3 separate regions of the Homo sapiens genome follow, and all the other regions are linked to region 3. Evidence: chromatin contacts called from ENCODE Hi-C or POLR2A ChIA-PET data. All regions are on one chromosome and are shown on one strand. Each heading gives the region's core, a stretch centred on a gene start or an enhancer-like site at or near the end of the contact. The rest is flanking DNA. Distances are from core to core; before and after follow the strand shown.

Evidence for each region. A loop is a pair of places that touch in the nucleus more often than their neighbours do. ChIA-PET counts read pairs that join two places held with the same protein, here RNA polymerase II (POLR2A). Pooled maps may share reads with other maps.
Region 1: a loop to region 3 is called in a pooled map, with 7 times the contacts of the local background. The contact joins two enhancer-like sites. A Hi-C loop is called at or near these places in 15 of 168 maps with a recorded cell type or tissue (B cell, CD4-positive, alpha-beta T cell, CD4-positive, alpha-beta memory T cell and 10 more), 23 of 37 single-sample maps with no recorded cell type and 21 of 50 pooled maps. POLR2A ChIA-PET finds 5 or more read pairs at or near these places in 6 of 52 experiments (PC-3, Panc1, T-cell and 2 more).
Region 2: a loop to region 3 is called in a map of Right ventricle myocardium superior, with 2.4 times the contacts of the local background. The contact joins two enhancer-like sites. A Hi-C loop is called at or near these places in 3 of 168 maps with a recorded cell type or tissue (IMR-90, Right ventricle myocardium superior and heart left ventricle), 3 of 37 single-sample maps with no recorded cell type and 4 of 50 pooled maps. POLR2A ChIA-PET finds 5 or more read pairs at or near these places in 7 of 52 experiments (BJ, GM12878, OCI-LY7 and 4 more).

The regions. Positions count from the first base shown.
Region 1 is chr15:85,295,068-85,299,733 of GRCh38, forward strand. No RefSeq gene overlaps it. Among named protein-coding and RNA genes, the nearest start is that of MIR7706, 83 kb to the right of the region's middle. Within about 2 kb of position 1,689, at least 3 of the 41 ENCODE cell types and tissues checked have a DNase peak (open chromatin) inside an H3K27ac peak, as active enhancers do.
Region 2 is chr15:85,316,395-85,321,097 of GRCh38, forward strand. No RefSeq gene overlaps it. Among named protein-coding and RNA genes, the nearest start is that of MIR7706, 62 kb to the right of the region's middle. RefSeq lists an enhancer at 2,111-2,210. Within about 2 kb of position 1,902, at least 7 of the 41 ENCODE cell types and tissues checked have a DNase peak (open chromatin) inside an H3K27ac peak, as active enhancers do; they include GM12878, where a contact is called at or near this core.
Region 3 is chr15:85,472,631-85,477,163 of GRCh38, forward strand. All of the region lies in intron 1 of AKAP13 (A-kinase anchoring protein 13), which reads left to right. Among named protein-coding and RNA genes, the nearest start is that of AKAP13, 94 kb to the left of the region's middle. RefSeq lists a silencer at 3,030-3,089. Within about 2 kb of position 2,746, at least 3 of the 41 ENCODE cell types and tissues checked have a DNase peak (open chromatin) inside an H3K27ac peak, as active enhancers do; they include GM12878, where a contact is called at or near this core.

The sequences.
Region 1 (4,666 bases), core at 439-2,938, 180 kb before region 3:
ACTCCAGCCTGGGCGACAGAGTGAGACCCTGTCTCAAAAAAAAAAAAAAAAAAAAAAAAAAAACAGAGAGAGAGAGAGAGAAAAGGATGGCACAATAGTTTCTTAGTCTTAACCACACGCGTTAACAAAAATAGTAGGGTCTATTTTATTTGACAACACCCACCAAAAGTTCAAGTTCTATTAGTTTTCATATACTTAAAAAAAATGTTTCCCTCGGAAACATCACCTTGACATATCTTGGGGGAAACATAGAACGTGGAGAATTGTTTCTGTTGCTCTCCCCCACCCCACTCCATGCCAACATTCTGCATCTCTGTGCTGAACATCAGGGAGCCACCGGCCTTGTCAGCCTTCACATTAGGCCTGCCCTCTCCCTGCTGCAGATCAGCAGCCTGTCTCGGCCTGTTGGAACTCTCCCTTAGTGTGTTGGAGACGTTGAGACATTGTGACAAAAGTATGGAACCAGGAGTCAAGGAAGCTTCAGTCCTGGCTCGGGCTACTTATTTTTTGTTCAAAGTTAGCTTTTCATTTAAATGTCTGTGTTTCTGTTTCCTTGTTTAAAAAATGTTATAATATATGGCTATCGTAAAGTTGTTGCAAAAACTCAAAGGAGAATACAGACATTTAAGATAGTCTGCATGGGCCGGCATGACGGCTCACGCCTGAAATCTCAGCACTTTGGGAGGCTGAGGTGGGAGGATTTCTCGAACCCAGGAGGAGGCTAGGCTACACTGAGCCATGTTCATGCCACTGCACCCCAGCCTGGAGCCTGGGTGACAAGGCAAGACTTTATCTCAAAAAAAAAAAAAGACTTTTTTTTTTTTAAGTTCTGGGATACATGTGCAGAACCTGCATGTTTGTTACATAAGTATCCATGTGCGGCCGGGCGCGGTGGCTCACGCCTGTAATCCCAGCACTTTGGGAGGCCGAGGCGGGTGGATCACGAGGTCAGGAGATCGAGACCATCCTGGCTAACACGGTGAAACCTCGTCTCTACTAAAAATACAAAAAGAAATTAGCCGGGCGTGGTGGCGGGCACCTGTAGTCCCAGCTACTCGGAAGGCTGAGGCAGGAGAATGGCGTGAACCCGGGAGGCGGAGCTTGCAGTGAGCCGAGTTTGCGCCACTGCACTCCAGAGCCTGGGAGACAGAGCGAGACTCTGTATCAGAAAAAAAAAAAAAAAAAAAAAAAGTATCCTTGTGCTATGGTGGTTTGCTGCACCTATCAACCTGTCATCTTGGTTTTAATTCCCGTATACATTAGGTATTTGTCCTAATGCTCTCCCTCCTCTTGCCCCCTACCCCCCAACAGGCCCGTGTGTGATGTTTTCCTCCCTGTGTCCATGTGTTCTCATTGTTCAACTCCCGCTTATGAGTGAGAACACACAGTGTCTGGTTTTCTGTTCCTGTCTTAGTTTGCTGAGGATGATGGTTTCCAGCTTCATCCACGTCCCTGCAAAGGACATGAACTCATTCTTATAAAAAAGACATTTAGTCTTTGGGAAATAAATACTGAAGATTAGCTTCAAATGGACAGTGGTTTGGATGTGATTCTTGCATCTCTGACTAAATCGTAAACTTATCCAAGTCATTGTCCACTGTGGCTCCCACAAAGCTTTCAGGCCTGTCTTCCTTGGTGATCTTGCTTTGATGTGCTATGAAAGACTGTCCCAGCAGATGGCAGAAGAGAACTGAGTCAGGAAAAACCAGCCTGGGTATTTCAGTGTGCACTGTGCACTGGGTAAAGCTTCTGCACCTTAATGTCCCTGCCGCGGTAGCGCTACACGTCGACTTCACAATCGCTGCTGAACTTCCCTAATAAAGGTGGGTCAGCAAAGGCGTGAGGGTTACCACTCTATCCAAACACCATGTCACTGAGACTCACTTAGGAAGAACATTCATTTCCTGAGTACTTCCGTAGTACTGGAAACGGGGATGAATACAAAATAGTCCCTGTCCCCACAGAATTCATAGTCCAGCTGAGATCAAATAAGGACAGAACAATTTGCATTTTGCCGGGCTGTCCTCTAATGACAATAATTTCCTGAATGTTTTCAGGTTGCCTGTTTTAGCCATATGTTCTTCTCTGGCCGCTTCTCTCCAGCCCCAGCCTCAAGTCCAACTCATGATCTCTGGCCTAGGATACAGCAACAACCTCCTAAGGGAGCTGCCTCTGCTCTTATCCACCTCCAGTTTATTCTCACCGCATAGACAAGATAATGTTTTAAAAATGCAAATGCGATTACACTGTATACCACCTACTCAAAAGATCTAATGGCTTTGTATTGACCTCATAATAATACCCCTGCCCTTAATCTTACTTAAAAGGCTTTTTGTGATCCGATCCCTGTTTTTCTTCTCCTAACTTATCTCACCCTCTCCTCCTGCAATCAACTCAAGAGGCTGACTTTCAGTTTCCCAAATGATTTTTATCCCCTACCAGATTTGCCCAAATTGCTTTTCTCTCTACCTAGAATGCCTTAAAACTAAAACTCACTCCCTCCCATCTACCCATCCTCCTTAACTTGGCTAACTAGTATTTATTCTTCTGCTCTCAGGTTAGATATCCTTTCTTTTGGGAAACTATCCCTGACAGTATAAGGCTGGGCTGAATAATCCTCCTGAGTACTCCAGAGCACCCTCTGCTTCCATTCCCCTCGCATTTACCGTATTTCTTCGTAATGAGTTTGCGTATCTTCCCCTGTCTACTGTAAATTCCTGGCACATGAGGACTTCCTCTCGCACAACAATGTATCCCCATTTCTTGACACAGTTCTTGGTACAGAGCCGCACTCGATCAAAACTTATCAAGTAAATGAATAAATCAATCATAAAACACAATTGATACCATCCAAGAAGTCATAAAATTCTTGGGGCACAAGGTCTTAGGAGAGTAGATCTTTCTGTGTGTATCAGCCATATCCCTTTTTTTTTTTTTTTTTTTGAGATGGATTCTCTCTCTGTCACCCAGGCTGGACTGCAGTGGCACTATCTCGGCTCACTGCATCCTCCACCTCCCGGGTTCAAGCGATTCTCCTGCCTCAACCTCCTGAGTAGCTGGGACTACAGCCACCCCCCACCACACCCAGCTAATTTTTCAATTTTTAGTAGAGATGGGGTTTCGCCATGTTGGCCAGGTTGGTCTTGAACTCCTGACCTCATGATCTGCCCACCTTGGCCTTCCAATGTGCTGGGATTACAGGTGTGAGCCACCATGCCTGGCCAGCCATATCCCTTTTCATCAAGATGTTGTCAACCATACGCTCTCAAATCAAGTTGTGACCAGGTGCGGTGGCTCACGCCTGTAACCTCAGCACTTTGGAAGGCCAAGGCAGGAGGATTGCTTGGGCTCAGGAGTTCAAGACCAGCCTGGGCAGCATAGGGAGATCCCATCTCTACAAAAATCATTTAAAAATACTAGCTGGGCGTGATAGCATGCACCTGTGGTCCCAGCTACTCAGGCGGCTGAGGGGGGAGAATCATCTGACCCCAGGAGGTCAAGGCTACAGTGAGCCATGATTGCACCACTGCCCTCCAACCTGAATGACAGAGCAAGACCCTGTCTCAAAATAACCAAACAGAACAAAGACAAGTCGTTGTTGTTTTATGCAAACAGGCTTTGAACTTGGAGCAAGTCACCTAGTCAATCTTCTTATCCACAGCAAAGGAGTTCTGAAACAAACAAACAAACAAACAAAAGCAATTTTTACCTTTCACAGTGTTTCTTGTGTCATCCCAGATGGTTAAAATGAAAAGGCTTTAATGAAGGGACTATTCACAGAGTTTCTGGACTGGATAAGGTAACAAACAAGGTATGGTAGGACACCTAGAGACTAGCAATGGTGAGAAGCTATTACTACCCTCCCCGCTTCCAGGGCCTATTGAGACAAGGGAAGGAAACACTTATCAGAGCCCAGTGAGTAAGAGTTGTACCTAGGATGCAGCTACAGTTAGATATAGCATGCCAAAGCAGGAAGAGAGCTGGAAAGAGCTACCCTGACCTCTGCTGAATCCCACCCTCCCATCTTCCCACAGAGCCTCCCACTGGCTGAACCCCAAAAGCCAGCTAGGAAGAAAGCCTGGACAGTGCAGTCCACTGGATTCAGTGGAGCAGGGAAGAGCATGAAACTGGGAGGGACCCTAGGCCCACAAATAACCAGCATCACACATTACGCATTGTCTTCCTGCTATGACAGATGAGGACTCAGCTCCCTTACCTGCAACCCCCCACTCAATATAGTTCTGGCACTATTTTTAGTAGCTGTATTTTAATAAGCACCTCAGCCAGCACCTGTGAAAGCAGGACTGCATCCTCTCTATGTCCTTAGAAAAATGTAATTAAGAAATAGAAAATACAGAGATTTAATTATCAAATAATTTAAATGCACAGAAAAATCCAGAAATAAATATAACAGACACCCATTTGTGGTCAACCCAGATGTAACACATTAACTTTTAGTTATGTGTTGTTTCAGAATTGTTATTTTCTGTTTTTTAAGGAAAAAATTGCAGATACAGTTAAGATCACTCTCATAGGCCGGGTGCAGTGGCTCATTCCTATAATCCCAGCAGTTAGGGAGGCCGAGGCAGGCAGATCACTTGAGGCTGGGAGCTCAAGACCAGCCTGGCCAACATGGTGAAACCCTGTCTTCACTTAAAAAAAAAAA
Region 2 (4,703 bases), core at 652-3,151, 160 kb before region 3:
AACCCTGCCCTTCTAGCCCAAGCCGTGTTCCAAGTTCCAAAACCTTCCATTCAAGGGTTTTATAACTCAGCCCTGTGCTCAGAAATGTCACTGCACATAAGAGGGCCTTTGATCTCTGGCCATACCCAAGCCCATAGTCTGCAGCGAAGCGTGCTTTGATAACTATCTAAAGAGAAAAGCACTTTGGTTTCCTCTCATCTATTTCTATTCTACTTTTAATAAGCTGCTTAGCTTCAGGCGTCTGCCCTCTGCCCTCCAAGCTTCATCTCAACCAGAAGTAAAACAGGCTTGTGGTTGTGTGCTTTGAGAGCTCATGAAATAACAATAGTGGTAGCAAACACCAATAAAGGGCTTACTACGTGCCAGGCACCATCCTAAGTAGTTTCTGTAGGTTATCCTATGTAGGTTTTCACAGATGAGGAAATGGAAGCATAGAAAGGCACTGAGTGACTAGCTTTCTGATGAAGTCACAGTCAGAGAAACAGAGCCAGAAGTTAAAATCAAGCAACGCATCTCCAAAATGCATCTTACCCCTGTGCAATGAAAGAGAATACAAGCCCCCTCAGAGAAGGGAAAATATGAAGTCAGAAATACGAGTATTTCTTTAATAAGAGAGAAGATTTGCAGCAAACTCCTTCAATCTAGAAACACTTTCTTTTTCCAGGTACTGTGTTAGAAATCCCTTCAGTAGGAAAACTAAATGGGCAAGTCTTTAAACCAAACCAAAATGTTTCCTGAGCTTTCAATGAATCAAATTGAACTCAAGGCCCCAAGTCTGAATAAATTATGCCCTAAGATCTGTCAGAAGCAGTAGATTTCTTCTATTGGGTTTTTCTTCCATTCGATATAAAGACATAAGCGCTCTGTTGCTGCCCAATTGCTTTATTAAAAAAAAAACATATATATATATATATATATATATATATATATATATTTGAGACGGAGTCTCGCTCAGTCGACCGGGCTGGAATGCAGTGGCAGGATGTTGGCTAAGTGCAACCTCTGCCTCCCACGTTCAAGTGATTCTTCTGCCTCAGTCTCCCAGGTAGCTGGGATTACAGGCTCCCACGACCACGCCCAGCTAATTTTTGTATTTTTAGTAGAGATGAGGTTTCACCATGTTGTCCAGGCTGGTCGCAAACTCCTGACCTCAAGTGATCTGCCCACCTCAGCCTCCCAAAGTACTGGGATTACAGGCATGAGCCACCATGCCCGGTACAGAAACTTTCTTACTCATTTGAATTGAAAACTTCTATGTTTTTAAAGCATATTTTCATTAAGTGTGGAAATTCATAAAATACGGTTAGGTAGGAAGACGATGTTCACAAATTAGGTTTATAATCTATCATTTCAAACTTCGCTGTATTCAAAAATTAGTTATCTAAAATTAACTCCAGAGAAGTTTGTATGTACAAATAGTTGTTATAACAAAAGCTACCTTTCTTTTCTCAATCCGTGTCATGTGGATCTAAGCCCCTGCCTCAGAAATGGGGTGGGCATGTGTGTCCTCTTGGTGAGACCACTCTACCGCCCTAGCCAATGTGATTGCTTCAGAGATGGTTACATAGCCCTAGCTGGACCATTAAAAGTCTCCAAACCTTTGCTGGAATTATTGAGAGAGAGAGCATTCAAAAAGAACTCAGTATATAAAAAATACTGGAGTTAATAAGCAAGTAAAATATTAACAGAAGACTGTATATGCCCCAGGCCACCAGATGGGGGAGAGTGCACCTGAAAAGAGGCCAATACAGAAGAAAGCAGATAGAAATAGCTTCCAATGATCCTGTGGGGGCCTGGATCCAGCTGTACCTGAATCTCCTCCAATGCTATGCAGTTACATATGCCAGTAAGTCTTTTTTGCCTTTAAATCTGTGCATTGGGTTTCTGCTCCTTGTAACCTAGGGAGTCCTGACTAGTTCCTAGGAGCAGGTGTGCTTCCAGATCCTGTTCAGTTGCTACTGACCACAGCAGGTAGTGTGAAATGACACCCCAGAGAGCTGTGTATTTCAATGCCACACCCACATTCTGGGTGTGCCTGTGAAAGCAATCCAGCAGCAGTGTGCACAGCTGGAGCTGACTTAAGAGCTCCTAGGAAGGCCCAACCCTACAGCTAAAGGTCATGTAAAGACGTTGTGGAGAGATAATAAACAACACACACATACGCACCCATTAGGCAAAAATACCACATATTTTCTTCTCAGAGGAAATAACCATGAGCAAAGTATGGATATGAGTCAGTAACTGACTATAATTAGGGGCTTCCCTCCCACCCCAGTAACATCTGAATCAAGGCAGAGGACATTCCAGCAGTCCAGCAGTTGGTAAAGAACTAACCACATCTTTCTTGATGTTTCCTGTGACTCGATCCTTGCAGAACAGGGCACTGCAAGTCAGAAAATAGCTTCCTAGGAGAATTTAATACTAAGGAATTGGGAGTTTCCTCCGTCTATCAGAACCAAAATCATTCTACCTTAAGCCTTGGGGTTTGGAGCTCAACATAACCCAAGCATCCACTCTAGGAATCCCCCATCTGCTGCATAACTTTGGGTCCATTTGTATTTCAAAACTCTATTATGACTAGATATCCATATGCAGAAGAATGAAACTAGGCCCCTATCTCTCACCATATATAAAAATCAAATCAGCCAATTGCAGTGGCTCATGCCTGTAATCCCAGCACTTTGGGAGGCCGAGGCGGGCGGATCACCTGAGGTCGGGAGTTCGAGACTAGCTTGACCAACATGGAGAAACCCTGTCTCTACTAAAAATGCAAAACTAGCTGGGCGTGGTGGCACATGCCTGTAATCCCAGCTATGCAGGAGGCTGAGGCAGGAGAATCGCTTGAACCCAGGAGGCAGAGGTTGCGGTGAGCCGAGATCATGCCATTGCACTCCAGCCTAGGCAACAAGAGCGAAACTCAGTCTCAAAAAAAAAAAAAAATCAAATGAAAATGGATTAAAGACTTACATCTAAGACCTGAAGCCATAAAACTACTAAAAGAAAACACTGGGGAAATGTTCCAGGACATTGCTCTGGGCAAATGTTTCCTGAGTAAGACCTTAAAAGCACAGGCAACCAAAGCAAAAGTGGACAACTGGGAACATCTCAAGCTAAAAAGTTTCTGCACAGCAAAAGAAACAATCAACAAAGTGAAGAGACAACTCACAGAGGGGAGAAAATATCTGCAAACTACCCATCTGACAAAGGATTAATAACCACAATATATAAGGAGCTCAAACAACTCTATAGCAAAAAAAGAAAAATCCAATTTAAAAATGGGCAAAAGATCGGAATAGACATCTCTCGAAAGAAGACATACAAACGAGGCTGGGCACCATGGTTCACGCCTGTAATCCCAGCACTTTAGGACGTCAGGGCGGGCAGATCGCTTGAGGTCAGGGGTTCGAGACCAGCCTGGCCAATATGGCAAAATCCCCATCTCTACTAAAAATACAAAAATTACCTGGGCGTGGTGGCATGTGCCTGTAATCCCAGCCACTCAGGAGGCTGAGGCAGGAGAATTGCCTGAACCTGGGAGGTGAAGGTTGCAATGAGTTGAGATCACACCACTGCTCTCCAACCTGGGCAATGGAGCAAGACCCTGTCTCAAAAAAAAAAAAAAAAAAGACATATAAATGACCAACAGTTATATGAAAAAATCCTCAATCTCATTACTCATAAGAGAAATGCATATCAAAACTACAATGAGATATCACCTCACCCCAGTTAAAATAGCTCTTATCCAAAAGACAGGCAGTAATGAATGTTGGCAAGGATGTGGAGAAAGGGAAACCCTCATTCACTGGTGGTGAGAATGCAAATTAGTACAGACAAGGTGGAGAACAGTATGAAGGTTTCACAAAAAATCTAAAAATATAATTACCATACGATCCAGCAATCCCACTGTTGGGTATACACCCAAAGAAAGGAAAGCAATATATCGAAGAGATATCTACACTCTTATGCGCTCTTATCTGCACTTACGTTTATCGCAGCACTATTCACAGCCAAGGTAGAGAATCAACCTAAATGTTCACCAACAAATGAATGGATCAAAAAATGTGATACATATACACAATGGAATATTATTTGGCCATGAAAAAAGAATGAGATACTGTCATCTGCAACAATACGGATGGAACTGGAGGACATTATGTTAGGTGAGATAAGCTAGGCACAAAAAGACAAATATCACATGTTATCACTCATATGGGGGAGCAGAAAAAAAATTGAACTCTTGGAGATAGAGAGTAGAAGGATGGTTACCAGAGGCTGGGAAGGGTAGTGGGGTCAGGGACAAAGATGAGTTGGTCAATGGGTAAAAAATACAGTTAGGTAAAAAAAATGAGATCTAGTGTTTGACATCACAATAGGGAAACAATAGCTAACAATAATTATTTCATATTTCAAAATCAATGAAAGAGTAGAATTGGAATGTTCCTAACACAAAGAAATGATAAATGTTTGAAGTGATGGATATCCCAGTTACCCTGATTTGATCATTACACATTATATGCTTGTATCAAAATATCACATGTATCCCCGTAAATACATACAGCTATTATGTATCCATAAAAATTAAAAATAATTTTTAAAAACTGTATTACAATATAGATAATAGACAAAAATGTATTAAATGTATATGTACACTTTCATTTGAGACAGGGTCTCAGTTGCCCAGGCTGCAGTGCAGTGATGCAATC
Region 3 (4,533 bases), core at 1,496-3,995:
CACCACCACACCTAGCTTTGAACTCCTCTTAGTAGGAAACTCTTAGAGGATTTACATATTAAGAACTTCTCATATAGGGGAGGAATAAAATTAATTTCCCCACTTGAACTAAGATAATAAAAAATAAGGTTGTCATGAAAAATACAGACCTGGTGCTTTAAAACATTTTAGCATTTGTAGCTGTGTATGAAAAGATAAATAGCACTTATATAACAGAAATGCATAATGATAAACTGTTGTTTCTAGTAAATGTGGAAACAGGCCATATTACTATGTATGTGACACTTTAAATATTTAATATATGTGACATATACACAAGAATATAGCTAGAGAAACAGCTAGACATCTGCTAAATAGTACCCTTTCCTTTAAAATTACTACACTTCAAAAATTCAAAAAATACACATAGGTGTTTCATAAAATCACTGTTGTAACAGAATGACCCACGTGCTAATAATTTGGTCATAATAAGCACATAAGGAGCACAACTGGCTACTTTCCCTGAAAACTGTTACAGTCAAAAAGTAAATTAATTTAGGGAAAAAAGACTGAAGATTTCAAGGTACGGGGTCCTAAAAGTAAAGCTACTGCTTTGCAGGTTTTGTTAACTGGGCGCGGGTGTGGGGGTGGGAGTAAAGAGTAGGGATGTAGGCTTACAGACCCAGGTTGTCAGGAGAGCAATTTGATGTGGAAGGCACAAGTAAGAGAAGATGTAAACCACGCAAACAAAAAGTATTTGAAAGGGAAATAATTCAATTCAGCAAATATTTGAGTGCATACTCTGGACCGAGATTATAGATAGAATGAACTATAAAAAGTCCAAATAAACCCTCCAGAGAATGCTGAGACCTTGGCTTTCTGATTCTCCACATAAGTTAAATAGGCCCCACAGGAGGCCCCCACTGCAACACGCAGTTGGTTCAGTGCTAGATTAGTCATCGTTAGAAGATGGCCAGAATTCAGACTGATCTGAAAAACCAAAGAACTCAGGTTGCTTCAAAAACCCAGAGACAGCCAAAGCTCAGAATCAACTAAACATCCCATGTCAACTGAAGAATGATGGACTGCTTTGGTCATAGTAAGAGGGTCATGAGAGGGGAGGGAGGTGAAGCCCAACCTCTTGCTAGCCAGGGGCCTCCCTCCTCTGTAGAAAACAGAGTTAATAACCACTCGCCTGAGAGGCCTGTGGTAGGTCAAATGAGATGCCATCTGTGCAGCAATTTAGTGCACAGGAGATGTTCTGTAAACTTCATCTTTCACTGACACTAATCCAGTAAACAGGCATACCTGACTTGGGATAAGCAACAAGAAAAAAATGATAATGGGAAGCAATGAGGAAATAAAATCCTCACTTCTTACTTGAACAGCAGAATCCTTAAGAAATACAGCCCACTCAACTACTAGTTTGAAAGTTTAAAGTCTCTGTGATATCAGTTCTTTCTCTAGGTGACTTACATAGGATGAAAAAAGTGTTCCCAACTGTAAACATGGGTTTCTGTATCAAACATGTGGCTGACTCTCCATCAGCAGGAGTAGCAGTGGTTAAAAAACACAAGCTAACATGTTCTCAGCTCTTCCTCCAAGAGGTAAAAGCTCATAAGCCCATTATTTTCGTAGTTTAAAACATATATTCCTGATTCCTTTCTTTCCCTCTGCCCCACTCCCCAAATGCTGTCTTTAAATAGTCAGATTCTCTGCTAAAAATGCCATTCATGTTGTCACAAGTTCTGTATTGACCTGGCATCAGTGTTGATAATTAATTTTCATGTGCTTTTAGTTGGCTAACCTAGTTCTTTGCCACATAAAATAAATGCATTAGTATTTTCAGAAATATCCTTGCTTGGTGTATAAGAGCAAGAATGACTGTCTAAGGGATTACTCATGTCAGGAATGTTTTATGATTAGAAATTCCCCATTAGAAATAAAATTTTTCATTGAAGCGATTAACATTAACAAAATCTTTAATAGGGGACTGCTTAGAATATTGAAGTTTTCCTCATATCTGTAGAATTTTCACTTAATTATGACATATACAAGTTTTTAATTTGAAGTCTTCATTGTTTAAAACTTTTCCTTCCAATTTTGATAGGTGGTTTAACAAAAACCTACCACCTTGTGTTTCCAGTGTCATTGTTCTCAAGATGTTAAAGGCTTAGTATTGTGAAATTATAACATTGAAGACAATATTTATTCTCAAGACAAGAACCAGTCTAATAATTAACAAGGTAACTGACATTTTTAACGTCTCTGATCCCCTCTGACACTTGTGTGACTCGTTCGATAGTCACATAACGTGTGTGAGAAGGTGGGCCGTGCCTGCCTTGGAAATCATTCCTAACAGGTCTCGCATTTGTCCAGGTAAGGTCATCCAGCTCAGTAATGTCCTCATTTGTGTGAGAGCCTACCTGCCTATATTTAGTCTTTCCAGGTGGTTTATAATTGGTTTAGCCCATTGGACAGCCTGCTTTTTGGTTGATAGAGGCTGGGGAGGATGAAGGAAGTGTAAAGGCTTGAATTTGGCAGTCTCTTTGCCGGATATCTATTTTAACCCCTCCTGAAGTTAATTTACATAAAACCCAGCTGTGTAAGAATTTTTCTAAATTTAAAGTTTATTCTTATTACCGTAGGGATAGGAATGTCAGCACTCACTGAATTATGGCCTTCCTCTCCTGTGTCTGGACCTCCTGGCAGCTTATGGTTCCCGTTTCCTTTGGATAACAGGATACAGCTGGTGGCAAAATTCTCACCTGTGGAATGGCCATTGGGAGTTTTCTTCTCCATATAGATCTTTGCAAAGCAGCAGAAACCATTTTTGCAGGAAACCACAAGCCTGTGTTAAACACCAAAAGAGAATTGAAATAACATGTCCATGAGTTCCTCTTTCCAGAGGTACCAACCATCATGTGGGATCCTAAGTATAGTGTTAAGTAGCTCTTTGTCCTCCCCTTCACTTTGAGGTTGTCTAGTTATATGATGTTGAATTCCCCAGCTCTGGTCCCTATTACCTCTCTGGCAGATTAAGCAAATTGCTTCAGGCTGGATTGCTTAACACTTAGCAGAATTCATGCTGCCTTTAATGAGCTACCAGTTTAACCTTCTGGGGCTAGAGTGATTTTTAGACATTTTTGTTTTGATGAGTTGATTTTTGTACTTATAGCTATAACTGTGGATCCCTTGCCATCAAACTATGGTGCAGCAAAGCAGCTGATGAATTTCTCTGTCTCTGATGTTCATGTCAAACAGTTATTTCTCTAGCATTCATTGGGGGCTCAGTACTGTGCCAGGTGCTGTGGCATGAGCAGTAGTGGTGTGGAGGGTGCTACAGGAGACATCTGCAATGCAGTAGACTAGATTAAAAACAAGTTGGGGAGAGAAGGCAAGCACAAAAATAAAAGAAAAATAGAAGATAGTATTTGACTTACTGCTGATAGTGTGGGTTAGATTATCAGTGATAATCCTATTAAAATCAGCAAGGGTGGAGGGCATGAACATGAGCAAAGACTTGAGGACTGGACTGAGCATGGTGCATGCATGTGAGGTATGCAGGGACTGGATGGAAGGTGTGGTATGGAAGAAAAGAGTGCTCAGTAAGGCTTTATAGATAATGAGGGACCCTGAACACTCTTTGGAGGCACCAGAGGGGTAGTGGGGGCATGGTGGATGGCTTCTGAGAGCTCACCAATGATAAATGGTATGTTTAATAGAGTACCTTATCTGTTGGAATGTATATTTTCCTCACCATCACCTTTTATTTAGAATTAGGGATCGACACAGTGATGAGGATGTCCTGAGAGATGTGGTAGCTGAATGTGATAGAAGGTTAGTGCTGAAAGGCTATCATGTAATTCATAACAGGCAAGAAGAATAGGAGCTTACTTTATTATTTTCTTATTGCCTACCACTGTGTTAAACCTTTAACTACACATCTTTAATTTTATGTATTCTCATTTTACAGATGAGGAAAATAAAGCTTGGTAGTTAAGTAACTTGTCCAAGGTAACACAGCCAGTAAGTGCCACATTTACAACTCAATTCTAGGTCTTTTTGTCTCTGTCTCTGAATTACGTTAGTACTCTAATTTTTATCCTTACATTAGTCTGTTGGGGTCATCAAATGATTCTTAAATACTAGAAGGTTGTCTCTAATCTTAATGAGGACTCTGCAATCATCCTTTCCTTTAATAACTATTCATCCAAGTGGCTTGTCTATCGTTGTTGTAAAATAAGTACGTTTAATTTTTTACAGAAGAAATGTAGTGGGCTTAATCATGTGCTGGCCATGTGTGTCTGTGGATGCAGCATTTAGGAATATGGGTCCCAGAGTACAGGGCTCCATCTTTAAGCTCTGGAGGTTGGAAGCTCTAGGAAAACTAAGGTGGGTTAAATGTGTTCCCAAAACTGTGATCACATTTTATGTTTATGCTTTTCTCTCCCTTTCTCGAGTCATGGTAGGTTACTATTTGAGTGCCATGCCCTAGAACTCCCTAAAGTAAAGGCACTGGTATCCCAAAAGAACTGTTCTAAAAGATTACTT